Linked DNA regions of Mus musculus: region 2 is linked to region 1. The links are chromatin contacts, found by Hi-C or POLR2A ChIA-PET in ENCODE. All regions are on one chromosome and are shown on one strand. The core of a region is the stretch at or near the end of the contact, and the rest is flanking DNA. Distances in the headings are between cores, read along the strand shown. Region 1 holds the start of Mafg (v-maf musculoaponeurotic fibrosarcoma oncogene family, protein G (avian)). Region 2 overlaps Aspscr1 (alveolar soft part sarcoma chromosome region, candidate 1 (human)).

Region 1 (4,588 bases), core at 686-3,185:
CCAATTCTTCCAGCTACCTGCCTGGCTTCTGCAAACCTAGGGACACAGTGACTAGGCAGACAGTTCTGGGGGGGACAGCTGTGCTGAGGGATACAGTTTAGAGAGCTTTCCAGAGCCTGAGGAAGAAGCTCAGAGAAGCTGATCTGGACCTGCTGCCTCCAACTCAGCCCTCCAAGTACTCACAGTTATGGACAGACTCAAGACACCAAGGGGCTCTGGACCACTCATTCAGGCTGACCCTTAAAGAAGGGGTTTGGGCACCTCTGTCCTCTCACACTAGACAATCTGGACATTAGTCTCAAGCAAGATAGTGACCCTTCCTTGCTAAACCTTGCCTGTAAACCTCAATGCAGGAGACCCCCTACGTAGGTCTTCTCTCCTTCAGGTACTGACATTGTTTGAAGAGAACGGAAAACATTAAGTTCACTGAAGCACAGTGCCTCCGGAGTTTAACAATTTTCTGGAACCTTGAAGTTTCATAGGGCAAGTTCCACACCAAATGAAAAAAACACTGCACCTATGAGCAGCCTCAGGGCTCAGGGTTAAGGGGACATCCCTTAGCACAAACCACAAGGTAAGCACAGTCTAGACATGAATCCCTGGGCAAGGAAAGCAGTAGGATGGAGTTCAAGAACCTTCACGACAGATAAGTCAGTAAACAGCCATTCAGCCACACCCCACAAAACTGTCACCTCCCAAGAGTCTCCAGACACCCAACAGGGCACACACACTTTTTGGTAACTCCAGGCAACAGTGGGACCCCAAACTCTTCTGAAAGGAATAACATTGGGATAAATAAAACTACATCTTCTACTCCATGGTTGCACCTCAAAAACTCTCACCAGCTGCCTAGATCCACACTCTGCTCTCCTTAGCTGGTTAGAGCTGCCCCAGCTTCTTTCAAGCCACAGACCCTTCTCCCCCTGCCTCCCGGTCTTCCCCATCTAGGACCGACGAAGCCTGGCCATTCAGGGTCACAGAGAAGGAAAGCTTGCTTCCCAGACGAGCTGGCTCGGCCCACCTAAGCTCCTCCCCTCAGCGTACACCGATCGGTCTCCGGGTTTGGGGAACTGCCCCAGTTGTGGGACCCGGGCCAGGAGCCCAAGAACCAGGCAAGGATGCGCACGCCCGGGGCTTTACCTTCCACCCCGGGAGAAACCTGCGGCGCGCCCCTGCAATGCCTCCTTCGGAGCCTTTGCCTCCAACTCACAGGTCTGTCAAACTTAAACACGACCCCGGATCCCGGCCCGACCTTCACCACCCGGATCGAGCCCTGTCTCCCGACTAGACCGGCCGATAGCGGGCCCCGGCCCCCCGCCCTGGCCCAGCGTCAGCAGGAGCACCGAGTGACCTCATGCTGATGACTCAGCACGTCTCCGCTGGGCTCGCACCCGCGTGGCGAGCCCAAGCCGCGCAGCAGGGTCTCCCCGCCGCCTCCCCTGTGGGCCCGCGCGCGACCCCGCCCGCGCGGAAGCCGACGGACACCTGATGAGTCAGCAGCTCGGTGCGGCCACCCCGCTGACCCGGGCAGACGCGCGCAGCTCGCCCTTAAATCGCGCCCCCCGCAGGGCACCCGGGGTCCGCCGCCGCGCGCACGCCCGTCCCCAGCCTCGCGGTCGCCCGGTCCGCCGGCTCTAGGGGGACACAGGCGAACAGCCGGCTGGCGGGGAAACCAAGGCACGCGCTGCCGTCGGGTGCGCCGCAACCCCGAGGCCAGGCCCCGCCGCCCGCCCCAGCCCCGCGCACTCACCACACTGCGGGCCCGGGCGGGCCAAGGCGGGGCTGGGGCGGGGCCGCGCGCGCGCGCTCCGGGGCTGCGCGGGGCTGGGGCGGGCGCGAAGGGTCCGGGCCGGGGGCTTAGGAGGACTGGCCGCCTGCGCGGGCCGGGCCAAGCGCGCTGGGAAGGCCGGGCCGGACCGGGCTCAGAATCCGCCGCCGCCGCCGCTCCTCAGACGTCACATGATGTTTGGTCACGTGGGTTCCATTCATGAAGCGGCGACGCGGCTGGCCTAAGCTTAAAGGGAAAGGCGAGGCGGCAGCAAGGCGAGCGCGCCCCCATCACGCCTGCGCAGCCCCGCGCCGTTGCCCTTGGCAACGCCCGCCGCGCCCTGGCAATGTCTCGCGGGAGTCGTCCCGGCGCTCGCCGGGTTGACCGTGCTCCTGCAGAGACAGGTTCTACGGAGTGGCCCCAACTCGGATGCCTCTAGCTCCCTCCCGATCTCCACACCAACTCAGACCGAGGTCTATGGGAGGTTTGTTTGATTTTCTTCACTTGGATGCATAGTTTCACTGTACAGCGAGCAGACTGGATTTCAATTCCCTGAGATGCTCCTGCCTCGGCCCCCTGAAAGCGGAACTCACAGATGAGCGTCACCACGCGGGAACCTATTTGCTGTTTTGAAGGTGTGACACAGTGATTTAGTTCCTTACCCCGTTCTGCTGCGACGTCCTCATTCTAAATGGGTCAGCAGTCTGAAAAGGACACGGCTGTTGAGGGGCACAGCCCCAACCCCAGCTCAGATCCCCAAACTATCCACGATGACACGAAGGCTTGGAGGACGCTCACTAATGATTCTAATCTCCGGAGGGTGCTAGGGGCTTCACCTGCGGCCGTGGACCATCTCTTCGGGTAGTGTGCGTGCACTGTAGGAGTTGTGCACTTTGCCCAACCCTTCTCTGCCGCATTTGAAACTACTTTGGGTGCATTCTGCTGCTACTTTTTCTGTGAGACTTCTCGCTGCTGTTGAAAAAGTAAAAAAGAAGGAAAGTAGGAGGGATCAAGTTTTCATTTCGAGGTTCTGAACGTTCTATTTGACCCTGTCTTCTCTGGGAATCGTGAAAAGGTGACTCGTTCTGTAACATAGGTGACAAGGAAAAGGGGGTAAGCAGGCTGGAGGGGGCCTGTGTGTGTCCTTTGTGTCAAATTTGGTTTCTTGAGACAAGGTTTAGACCAGGCTGGCCCCAAACTCTCAGAGATCCGACTGCCTCTGCCTCTCTAGTGCTGGGATTAAAAACATGTGCCACCACACCCAGCCTCAAAAAGTAATTCTTTACATTGTATTTCTTTGGGGAGTGGGGGGGGGGGAGCTTTTATCTTTCACTGGCTGTAGCCAGAGTCTCAGAATACAGAGAATTACTCCTTATGCCTTGTGGTGGTTTGAATAGAAATGGCCTGCATGAATTCTAAATGCCGTGTCTAAATGCTTGGCCCATAGGGAATGGCACTATTAGGAGGTGTGGTCTTGTTGGAAGACGATTGTCTCTGTGGGGACAGGCTTTGAGGTCTTATATACTCAAGCTATGCCCGTGTGTGACTTACAGTTTCTTGCAGCCTTCAGAATGCAGAACTCTAACTAAGCCCATCCTCCAGCAGCAAGTCGGCCCTGATTCAGTCTTGCTACTCTCCATGACAATAATGGATTAAACCTCTGAAAGCGTAAGCCAGACCCAATGAGATGTTTTCCTTTAGAAGAGCTGCCGAATGGAGTCTCTTCATGGCAATAAAACCCCTGAGACAAGACCTCTGGGTTTCTGTTACTTATCTTCATCCTCCCTCCCTTTGTTCTTGTTCTAGTTATGAGATAGGGTCTTAGTCTATAGGCTCTGTTGGTCAGCAGCAACCCTCCTGCTTCAGCCTCCCAAATGCTGGGACCACAGCCATGAGCTCCCACATCCGCTTTGTTCTTTCTTTCTTTCTTTCTTTCTTTCTTTCTTTCTCTCTTTCTTTCTCTCTTTCCTTTTTTTCTGTTGCTCAGATTAGCTGCAAAGCCTTGCAGCCAAGAGTAGCTGGGAGTTGCTGGACATGTTAGCACAGGCCTTTAACCCCAGTCCTCAGGAGGCAGAGGCAGGTAGGTCTCTGAGTTCAAGGCCAACATGGTCTATAAAAACCAGTTCTAGGGGCTGGCTCAGTGGTTAAGAGCACTGACTGCTCTTCCGAAGGTCCTGAGTTCAAATCCCAGCAACCACATGGTGGCTCACAACCATCTGTAATGAGATCTGATGCCCTCTTCTGGTGTGTCTGAAGACAGCTACAGTGTACTTATAATAGTAAATAGATCTTAAAATAAACAAAAAAACAAAAACAGTTCTAGCCAGGTGGTGATGGCGCACACCTTTAATCCCAGCACTTGGAAGTTCAAGGCCAGCCTGGTCTACAGAGTAAGTTCCAGGACAGCCAGGGCTATACAGAGAAACCCTGTCTCGAAAAACCAACCAAACAAACAAACAAATACAGTTCCAGAACAGCAAGGGCTACACAGAGAAACCCTATCTCAAGAAAACAAAGAGAAGGGGGGGGAAAAAGTTAACTGGGACTTCAGGCATGCATCGTGATTGGCAAGCCCTCAGCCCCCCTCACCCCCGTCCCCCACTGTGAGGCAAATGCTCAATCACCAGACTATAGCCCAACCCTCAACACACATACACCAGGAGATATTAAGTCAGAGGCCCAGTGCATCCATGAGTTCTCTATCTTCATCACTTGGTGGTAGTCCAAGGGAGGACGTCTGAGCCACTTCCTGAATACTGCTAAGAGGGACTAGAAGGGTGAGTATAGCACTGGGCTATGGAGACATCACCCACTGTGGTG
Region 2 (4,522 bases), core at 669-3,168, 64 kb after region 1:
CTGGGCAGGTCTGGCTGCCCCTGGCCAGTTTGCTCCTCCCCCTCGGGATTTCCTTCTTGTCTGCCTCTCATACCTGCTCACAAAGACTGGCCCTCACCCTCTGCACCCTGGGTTGGTGACTGGTTAGGACTAATGGGACTGGAAGGGGTCTGTCTTGGGTGTGGCACGAGGTTGTTGTGCCAAACTTAGTGAGTTACCCACCTGGACCACTGAATGTGGAGCAGGGCAGGGCACAGCAGGGTGACAGGTGTCTGTGATGACTGGAGTCTTCTTATGCCCATGGGGATGCTGTGATTCTGTTTGCTCTACTCTGCCCTAGGGGTCTCTGTTTCTGTTATCTTTCTTCAGAGGCTAGCTGTGGGCCTGCTGTGCTTGGGTGTTTATGGATAGCCTCAGGCTCTGAGGACCAAGTTCACTTTTGAGAGCTACAGGCCACTCCTTCATTGGAAAGTCTACTGCGGCTTTGCAGTGGCCAACTGAGTGTCTGGTCTTTTGTTTGTTTTGTTTTAAAGTTTTTTATTTGTATTTATTTGTTCGCTTGCTTGCTTGTTTGCTTGCTTGCTTGCTTGTTTTGGGACTAGGGTCTTACTATGGAGCCTTGGCTGGCCTGGAACTTGCTACGTAGACAAAGCTAGTATCAAACTCACAGAGATCTACTTGTCTCTACCTCCTGAGTGCTGGAATTATAGGCACGTGTTACCATGTTATCTCTATTTTCAATAATATGTATACGTGTATAACTGTGTAGGTATGTGTACATCAGTGCAGTACCCACACATGCCAGAAGAGGGCGTTGGGTCTGTGGAGCTGGGGTTCCAGGAGGTTGTGAGTTCTGGAGAATGCACTTGAGTTTTCTGTAAGAGCAGTGCGTGCTGTGCTCTCCCTCCGAGTTCCTTTCTGGTTGTTTTGGCAGGTGCTGAGGCTTCACTGAGAGACTCCAGGGCCTCCTGCTCATTAGGCAGGTGTTGTAGTGCAAGGACCCCAACTTGTTCCACCTCACCTGGGCTCCCAGTTTGTACTGTGAAAGTGTCCAGTGTTCTGTCCTGTCTTGAATATTTATCCTTTATTGTTTGTTTTGACTTTTAAACTTTTACGTGGCCTTGGTTGGCCTGGAACTTACTATGTAGAGCAGGTCGCCTTGACTCAGAGAGGTCCTCTGCTTTTGCTTCCCGAGTGCTAGGATTACCACTAGACCCAACGTAGAGGTTTATCTTTCCTGAGCACTCAGGAGCAGCTGCCAGCCTGGCCAGGCCCTGCCATCCCATCCCTGGTGTAGCCGTTACGTTTAGGGAGGTGAGAGGTGTGCCTGTGATGCTTCGCAGCAGTGCACCAGATGTTCACGTACCACTGCTGCGGCCGAGGGGTGCCATTGCACTCTATTGGTTTATTTGTTTGTTTGTGTTGTTGTTGTTGTTTTGTTTTTGAGACAGGGTTTCCCTGTATAGCCCTGGCTGTCCTGAAACTCACTCTGTAGACCAGGCTGGCCTCGAACTCAGAAATCCACCTGCCTCTGCCTCCCGAGTTGTTTTTTCTCTAAGAGCGGGGTTTTCCTCATACCTTGGTTGTCCGGAACTTGCTCTATAGACCAGGCTGGCCTCAAACTTAGATATTCACCCGTCTCTGCCTCCAGAGTGCTGGAATTAAAGGTGTGCACCATGCCTGGCTGTGCTCTCTTCTTTTAAAAAAGGCTTTGGTCACTTTTTTGAGAAGGAATAATTTATATCCACAGTAGAGAAGCCAAACAGTGAGGAACAATAGACATGAAAATGGGAACCTGCCTAGGAGTGGGTGTGTTAGTGTGCTGGGGTGGCGCTCCGTGGAGGTAGGTATCTTAGAAAGGAGCAGCGCTGCTCTGAGCTGCCCCAAGCCTGAGTCAGTCTGGCACAACTGTGTCCTGCTGTGCTGTCCAGGGCGTTTGATGGTGTCCATGTGCTCAGGCGCCTCCCCCCCTCCTGCCCTCCCTTCCAAGGGTGGCTGAGCCCTGTGAGTAACAGGAGGTTTGGCCTGCATCCCTCTTGTAGTGATTCATGTAAGCTCAAAGCCTCAGGGGAAACGCTTCACATTCCCCTCACCAAAGCCCTTGTCAGCGCCGCAAGCAAAGGGAGCAGGCGGGTGTCGATGGGGAAGCTGGAAACTCTGAGATTGAGGTCACCTCTGAAGAGTGTTCTCATGTTTTCTTCATCTGTCATCTTGTCCTGGAAAATCACTGTCAAAAGAGGAAACTCAAGCAGGCCCATTTCTGATATGAGTAGGGCAATCCTGCGGCCACAAGGCCCTGCGGGGCTGGCCAGGCCAGGCTTCATGGAGTTCTCTTCCTTCTCTGCTTGGAGTGATTCTTTAACCTCTACTTCCCACTCACCCTGGGGTGGCTCCAGCCTGGAGATTGCTTACAGCGGCGCCCACCTGCCTCGCAGGGGCGCTGTTCTACGTGCCTCCTGTGCCCTAGTTCTCAATTGCCTGGGGTCAGATGTGGTGGAATTTATGGACGTGGGATATGGGAGACTACTGCTTTCTGTCCCGGTCAGCTCTTCCTGGCTGTTTCCTGCTCCCCTTGCCTCTTTTCTGGTCAGAGTGCAAGATCCTCACTGCTAGCCAGGACTCGGAATCTGTTGTGTTCCTAGGTTCCCTGGAGTCAGAGCCCTGTGCAGGCTTTAGTAAGGGCTCTTTCACCCCAGTGTCAGTCCATCACAGCCCCACAGGTAGGGAAGACAGGCCACCCACCTTTACCTGTACACTTTTATGCCAGCTCTTCCTAAGGCACTCTCTCAGTAGTCGCATACCAACTGTCATATGCCCTGACCCTGTAGGCTTATTTTGAGGATTTGGGCCTGACATGCATGGGCCTCCTGGGGAAAGGCTCTTTAAGATGCCCTTCACCCTGAGCCCCTATTCTGACGGAACTGGCTTGTCCTTGGGAGTCTCTTGCCCAGGCTTCTCATTGTGCTTCCTAGGAGCCCTTGAGCTTCGCAGCCTCAGCCCAGTGGCTTAGCCTTTTGTGTCCTCCCACAGCACAGGAGGGTTCTAGGACGTTGTCTTGGGTTCCAACCGTTTTCTGTTGGAGGAATGGCAGGACAGGCTTTTCTCTCCTTCAGGTACCAGTGGTGCTCTGGCTGTCTCTCTGGCTTGTCAGGCTTGACTGTCCCTCACAACTGTTCCTGTGTCTTCTCTTTGTCCTCATGTCTCATCTCCAGATATGAGCTCTGTATCCAGAAACATCTCCATAAGTACCTAGGGTGGGAGTCGTGTGTAAGACTGTCGGGATGGCAGATGGGAGCCAGGCTCTGGCAGAGAGAGCATCCTGAGTAAACAGAGGCAGGCATGGCTGGGGGACAGCTGTGTGGCCTCTGCACTGCTGACTGCCCTGCTGCAGCCCCTCCCTGTCCGGTGGCCCTGGATGGAAGCTGTGAGGGAAGACTGTGAGGCTGGTGGAGCTTCTTCACTCTGAGTTCCCTGGCTTCCCCCGCTGCTCCTGGTGGCAGTGTGATGCCTCCGGTCGGCTAGCTGCAGGCCTTGCAAGGTGTCATGGAAGATTCTGGAGCCTTGGACCCTCTGTAGCAGCTCACTTGGCCTGATCTTTGCCAGGAGGTTCCAGTAGACCCTTTTACCTTAGTGCATCTCTCTTGCAGCACAACTGTCCTGAGTAGGCTCTGTGTCCTATCCTTCTGGTCTCGGGGCTCCTGGGGCTTTGTGGTAGACAGTTTTCCTGAGTAGAACATGAAGGTGTCCCAAACAATGAAAGGTACCCATGGAAGCAGCTAGCAAGCCACCATCCTCCCTGATGCTGTTCCTTAGGAAGGTTCCTGAACTGACAGCAAGAGAGTCTGCCTGAGTTCCTCTGGTTTTTGAGCCTGAGTGCCTGAGGCTACATGCGCTTTCAGATCCCAGATTGCCACCGCTTGGCCTGGCCTGGCTGTCCACGGAGACTGTTGCTTAGAGTTCAGGACGTGTTACATTCTGCCTTCTCACTAGAGCCTGGGCAGGCTCATGGCCCCGCTGGAATGTAGGCACTGTGGCTACGGGGGCAGCCTAGCTCTGGGGCAGACTGCCTATGGTGGCTGTTCTGTGGCTGTGGCTTTGAAGGGGGCAGCCCCCTGGGTCCACGGTTAGCCACCCATGGCCCCTGCCCAGGCCTGAGCCAGCCTTTCCTAGCCATGTAGCCCAAGGTCAGATGGGCTCCATGGTTAGAGCAGTATAGTGAAGCTCAGTAGATTGTAGGGATATGGTGTCCATGGACAGGGGCAAGTGAAGGGACTTCCAGGGAGACATCTGAGACAGGTATGCATCAGAGTACAGCCAGTGTGGGAGTACCGAGGGCGAGTACCTTGTCCAGGCAAGGGTCAGCCTCCCTGAGCCTGAAGACGTCTTCAGAATGATGGCACTGCAGCTTGGCCCTGACTTGTGGAAGGCTGCTGGAGGGCAAGGGGAAGCTTGTTCTTAGAGCCAGACAACCTGTCCCCAAGTTGTCAGCATTGCAGGGCTTGGCTTGTGGTATTACAGCTGTTTTGTCTGCAGAACAGGACCC

Evidence for each region. A loop is a pair of places that touch in the nucleus more often than their neighbours do. ChIA-PET counts read pairs that join two places held with the same protein, here RNA polymerase II (POLR2A).
Region 2: POLR2A ChIA-PET joins it to region 1 with 22 read pairs in Patski. The contact joins the enhancer-like site here to the promoter of Mafg in region 1. A Hi-C loop is called at or near these places in 2 of 37 maps with a recorded cell type or tissue (CH12.LX and v-Abl transformed pro-B cells). POLR2A ChIA-PET finds 5 or more read pairs at or near these places in 4 of 5 experiments (Patski and embryonic stem cell).

What each region holds. Positions count from the first base shown.
Region 1 is chr11:120,631,612-120,636,199 of GRCm38, forward strand. Mafg (v-maf musculoaponeurotic fibrosarcoma oncogene family, protein G (avian)) reads right to left here and starts at 1,936. Exons shown (of 3, transcript NM_010756.3): 1 at 1,751-1,936. It overlaps Gm17586 (predicted gene, 17586), which reads left to right and starts at 2,139. Exons shown (of 3, transcript NR_165823.1): 1 at 2,139-2,881.
Region 2 is chr11:120,695,958-120,700,479 of GRCm38, forward strand. The region is part of intron 7 of Aspscr1 (alveolar soft part sarcoma chromosome region, candidate 1 (human)); the gene reads left to right. Among named protein-coding and RNA genes, the nearest start is that of Cenpx, 16 kb to the right of the region's middle. Within about 2 kb of position 1,919, at least 1 of the 3 ENCODE cell types and tissues checked has a DNase peak (open chromatin) inside an H3K27ac peak, as active enhancers do.